2 separate regions of the Homo sapiens genome follow, and region 2 is linked to region 1. A link is a loop called in an ENCODE intact Hi-C map of the cell type or tissue named here. Cell type or tissue: GM12878. All regions are shown on one strand. Each heading gives the region's core, and the rest is flanking DNA. Links, peaks and the distances in the headings are about the cores only. Region 1 overlaps SLC35F3 (solute carrier family 35 member F3). Region 2 overlaps SLC35F3 (solute carrier family 35 member F3).

Evidence for each region. Peaks named below come from ENCODE experiments on the same cell type or tissue, not always from the same donor. Only the 100,000 strongest peaks of a DNase experiment are listed, where the experiment ranks them.
Region 2: a loop joins it to region 1, with 4 times the contacts of the local background. A loop is called at or near these places in 10 of 110 quality-filtered maps.

What each region holds. Positions count from the first base shown.
Region 1 is chr1:234,211,587-234,214,403 of GRCh38, forward strand. The region is part of intron 2 of SLC35F3 (solute carrier family 35 member F3); the gene reads left to right. It overlaps LOC124904553 (a long non-coding RNA gene), which reads right to left. Exons shown (of 2, transcript XR_007066948.1): 2 at 1,131-2,525. Among named protein-coding and RNA genes, the nearest start is that of SLC35F3-AS1, 60 kb to the right of the region's middle. RefSeq lists a silencer at 2,742-2,817. In GM12878, for the core only: a CTCF peak has its summit at 1,332 (motif pointing right); a DNase peak (open chromatin) is centred at 1,385; H3K4me3 peaks cover 391 bases.
Region 2 is chr1:234,153,215-234,156,031 of GRCh38, forward strand. The region is part of intron 2 of SLC35F3 (solute carrier family 35 member F3); the gene reads left to right. Among named protein-coding and RNA genes, the nearest start is that of SLC35F3-AS1, 120 kb to the right of the region's middle. RefSeq lists an enhancer at 205-706. In GM12878, for the core only: a CTCF peak has its summit at 1,649 (motif pointing right); a DNase peak (open chromatin) is centred at 1,657.

The sequences.
Region 1 (2,817 bases), core at 197-2,696:
GATTTTGGACTTGCATGAGGCCTGTAGCCACTTCGTTTTGGCCAGTTCCTCCCATTTTGAACAGCTGTATTTACCCAATGCCTGTACCCCCATTTATCCAGGAAGTAACTAACTTGCTTTTGATTTTACAGGCTCATAGGTGGAAGGGACTTCCCTTGTCTCAAATGAGGCTTTGGACTGTGGACTTTTGAGTTAATGCTGAAATGAATTAAGACTTTGGGGGATAGATGGGAAGGCAAGATTGGTTTTGAAATATGAGGATATGAGATTTGGGAGGTGCCAGGGGTAGAATGATATGGTTTGGCAGTGTCCCCACCCAAATCTCATCTTGAATTCCCATATGTTGTGGGAGGGACCCACTGGGAGGTAATTGAATCATGGGGGCAGGCCTTTCCCATGCTGCTCTCATGATAGTGAATAAGTTTCATGAGATCTGATGATTCTATAAGGGGGAGTTTCCCTGCACAAGCACTCTCTTTGCCTGCTGCCATCCATGTAAGACGTGGCTTGCTCCTCCTTGCCTTCCACCATGATTGTGAGGCCTCCCCAGCCACGTGGAAATATAAGTCCATTAAACCTCTTTTTCTTCCCAGTCTCAGGTATGTCTTTATCAGCAGGGTGAAAACAGACTAGTACAACTTGTCATTGTGACTTGCCTAGTAGAACACGTGTGTAGAGGCCAATGTGAAGTGCTGGAGGACATCCACATCAGCACAAGTATAAACCAGTTTCCCCAGGAGTGTACAGATGCTCAGGCACGGTGAAGTCATGTATCATATATCAAAACCACATTCAAACTTGACACGTATCTCTCAGCTGACTTGGAATAGCTATGAGGAATTTTTGCATTTTATCTCTCCAACATGTAAGAGAATAACGTACTGGTTATAAGTTCAGGCTTTTGAATAGTTCACACTTGGATTTAAATCCCCGCTTGGCCAGTTACTCAGTCTGTGACCTGCGACATTATCCTCTCAGCCTCAGTTTCCCCATCTATGAAACGAGATAACAACAATCTTACAGAGCTTTTGAGAGTAGGAAATGAAATTATTTATGTAAAACAGTTAACATAAATAATACATAGCATGTGCTTAAAAACGTGTGCAATTATTATGTGATATTTGTTTTAGTTACTATATATAATAAATTTTATTGATGAACTTGATGAAACACATAGAAGTATTATTTTGTAGTAAAAAGATCCTCTTTAATATACAACATGTAATTCTTTTGCTGTAAGCTTATTCCAAAGAAGGAAGTGGCTTATTGGCTTATTGTAGTGTCATCACTAGGAGTCTTGGAACGTTTCCTGTAAGAGGCGTATAATGTGGAGGGGTACCACTAGAGGGCTCTGCAGGGACCCTATATACCTTTTCCTTGGCTGTAGTGGTGAGGAAGCAACCCTGAGAAGCCCTGGCCTTTTGGAGATCAGAGCCATTCCATTCATTACAGCTGTTCAAGAGGGCAATTAATAAGAATCCAACAAGAGCAACTCCTAGGAGCCACTTCTGCCAGAGAGCTGGGGGTTGCAGGTGGATGTCACCAGAAACATCTGGTAGGTGCTGAGCTAGGAAACCCTATTGCTTGAGTTTCACTCTCCCCTGTACCACTCCACAGAGCTACCCTTGTGGGGACTTGAATGACATAATACAATGAAGTTTTAACTTTGAGACAGGAAACCAGGTAGCATTGAAGGTTCTGAAATTCTGGGCAAAGATCTAACCAACAATAATAACAAAACCCACCTTGAATCTCAACTGATCCTTGAGGCTGGGACCCACACTGATGGCTGGGCATCTGTAAAGGAGATGAACACAAGGCCCTGGGAGTTCTGGGGCTGCATGAGCCCTGTGTGTCCTACCTGCAGGGATGATAGCAGGGCACCTCTGATGATGCACTGTCATGGGATAAATGCCCCTCCGGACTCAGTGGTCACTCAGGGATTGTGCTGGCAAGTGATGCAATAGGTATATGTCATAGCTTTTTAATGAGCACCATCGGCCAGTAGCTTACAGCTGTGTCTGAGTGCCAGCAGTGAAGCTGGTGCCTGCAGAGGCAAATGTCAGATCTGCAGCTGAAGCAAGAACCTGGGAGCTGGGCAGAAAAGGAGCTTTCCTGCTACCGAGGTGAGTTTGGATCTCCAGACTGAGGCGGTGGGGTGGGAGCAGAAATCTCTTCAAGCCTTTGTTTTCTTGTGGCTGTTTTGCTTCTGTGGTGTTTGAACCACCCCCCACTCCACCCCGCAAAAAAATAGCTGTCCACGGGGCCAGACAAGATAATGTGCCTCTAGACTCAAGAAGTGAATGGCAGCCTTGGGAAGCTTTGCTTTTTCTAACTCTCCCTGTGAAATAATTCAGGACTTCCGCACACTGAAGAGTCAACTCTCAATCCAAAGTCAAGCACTTCCCTTTTTAAACTTGTGCAACGCTGAGGCTTAAGTTCTCAGGGTCTCCCCTCCGCAGGCGCTGGTCCTTTTAAAGGGCTTCTCAGAGAGGTGGTGGCCAGAGGCTGCAGTCAGGACCTGGCTGGGAGGAAGACAGGGATGAGGGCTGCGGGGCTGGGCGTCCCGGGGAGGAGGGCGGAGCAGGTGAGCTGCGGGGTGGGAGCAGGGAGTGCACTTGTACGTGACGTTGGAGTTTGCAGCAACCTCCAAGTAGGAGGCTGTGCGCGCGTGTGTGTGGAGTGGCTGCGCGGCCGGGGAGGATGTGCGCTGCAGGGCGGCCGCCGCAGTGAGCAACGCGGCAACCGGAGCCCGGCGGGCAGCCGGGGAGGCCGGGACTGAGAGGGGCGAGCCGCTGGTGCTCCCCGGCGGCAGAG
Region 2 (2,817 bases), core at 317-2,816, 58 kb before region 1:
AGAGAGACCCTAATAGTAAGAACTGGTGTGGAGCATTACAGTAAGTGGGGCAGGCTCAGACAGTATAGTGTATCTGTGCTCTCACAATATAGATACAGCCCAGTGATAAAAATGGAGGAACAGGTGGCTCATGCCTATAATTCCAGCACTTAGGGAGGCCAAGTTGGGAGGACTGTTTGAGGCCAGGAGTTCAAGACCAGCCTGGGCAACATAGCGAGACTCTCATCTCTACAAATAATAATAAAATAAAATACAAATGGGGGAAGAACAAGGAAAGCACATACCAAAATATGTTAATGCTTTCAGTTATCATGTAGGTGGTAGTATTAGGGGTGTTATTCAGAGGCTGTTGAGTAACATAAAACAAATGAGCAATTATGATATACTGTATTTTAGTTGTTTTCCTGGTGTCTTTGAAAACTCACATTCTGGCTGGGCACAATGGCTCACACCTGTAATCCCAGGATTTTGGGAGGCAGAGGTGGGCAGATCACTTGAGCCTAGGAGTTTGATACCAGCCATGGGCAACATGGCAAAACCCCATCTCCACTAAAAATACAAAAACTAGCTGGGTGGGGGCCGGACGCAGTGGCTCACGCCTGTAATCCCAGCACTTTGGGAGGCTGAGGCGGGCGGATCACGAGGTCAGGAGATCGAGACCATGCTGGCTAACCCCGTCTCTACTAAAAATACAAAAAATTAGCCGGGCATGGCGGCAGGCGCCTGTAGTCCCAGGTACTCGGGAGGCTGAGGCAGGAGAAGGCGTGAACCCAGGAGACGGAGCTTGCAGTGAGCCGAGATCACACCACTGCACTCCAGCCTGGGCAACAGAGCGAGACTCCGTCTCAAAAAAAAAAACAAAAAACAAAAAACTAGCTGGGTGGGGTGGTATATGCCTGTAGTCCCAGCTACTTAGGAGGCTGAGGTGGGAGAAGTAAAGCAGAAAGTGACAAATGAGCTCAGGAAGTAGAAGCTGCAGTGAGCTGTGATTACGCCACAGCACTCCAGCCGGAGCGATAGAGTGAGACCCTGTCTCAAAAAAAGAAAAGAAAACTCACATTCACAGGGCACAGGAAAGGAGCTCAGATGTAATGGGGGAAGTTAAGCACACACCCTAATGTCTTGGAATTGAATTGGAAATCTCAATATGAACTCATAAAATATTTTATGTATGTGTCCATCTATCTATTGGCATACAAATATTTCTTAGTTCAACTGCCAATCCAGTAGCAGTGAGCATTCCTCACCCACTAATAGAAACCAACCCTTCTTGGAGAAACAGTTGCTTCCAAGTCTAAGCCGGAAATGTGTAAGATGAGCCTGGGATCTCTTATAATACCAGGGAGCCGGGAAGTTATCAGAGGCCACAGGGGTCAGGCAGGGGAGCACAAATTTGATGTCTGGCATTCTCCTTCCCCCAATAGTTTAAATAGTTATCATAACTAAAATTTTAAAAATCAAATACGTGTCAGAATTCCTTACATTTACTTTTGATCAGCAAATGTTAATAATGTAGGCATGGGATGCCACCATAATCTTTTTAGTAGTTAGTATTTCTAAAGGTTTTACTCCAGCCTCCTTCAGGCCTACCCAAGAGCCCTCCTTGATCCAGAATTTAGAGGCTCCTGCCTGATGTAATGACAAAAGAAATCCACCAGGGGGAGAGATAAGCAAGTATGTAAATCATCCATCTATATCCGGGGGCGATTTGACTCCAGGACTCCCAGAGATACCAAAATTCCAGGATGCTCAAGTCTCTTAGGCAAAATGATGTGTTATTTGTATATAACCTATGCACATCCTCCATATACCTGAAACCATCTCTAAATTACTTATAATACCTAACACAATGTAAATGCTATGTTAATAGTTGTTATGCTGTATTTTTTACTTCTATTATTATTTATTGTTATTTTTCTTTTTTGTTCAAATATTTTCAATCCGTAGTTGGTTGAATCTGTGTATGCAAACTCGTGGATACAGAGGGCTGATTACATAGGGGGAGAATTGATTTATCTGCTTTGTTTCATTGTTTTAAGACAATTTTATTTGAGAGAGAAATATTACTTTGGGACAGATTGTCTAATAAAGGTTTCTACTGGGACTGGTTTCTTAGCCCCTTCTTTTAAAGGATGTTGATAAACTTCCATGTCCTTCTAAGTGAAAACTGCTATTCACCTGATTATTATTATTATTATTATTATTATTTTTGAGAGACAAAGTCTTACTGTTTTGCCCAGGCTGCAGTACAGTGGCACAATCTTGGCTCACTGCAACTTCTGACTCCCGGGTTGAAGCGATTCTCCTGCCTCAGTTTCCCAAGTAGCTGGGACTACAGGCGTGCCTTAAAAGATTTTAGAATACCTATATTAAACCAGAACAATTAAAATATTGTTAAAATAATGTTACTACCTAAATATACACAGTTTAATGGAAAGGAATAGAAAGTAAGGGATCTAATGACATATAAGAATTAAATGAATGCTAACAATTGCCTGAAAAATTATTGGGGAAAGGATGGATTATTCAAAGATAGGAGAGTTAGAACTCTACTTCACACAATATACCAAAAAAAAAACCCCAAAAACAAAAACCAATAGGGTGGAGTAATTTTTAAATGTAAAAAATAATATTCAATTACTATAAGAAAATATGTTCCATATTTATATATTCTTTTGGTCAGTAAGACTTTTCTAAACATGATACCAAATGTTGAAGCCATTAAAAATATACTGATAAATATATCTGTCTAAAAACTTGAACTTCTATTTGGTGAGGAATACCAAAAAGAAAATTAAAAGGTAAACAACAAATTGG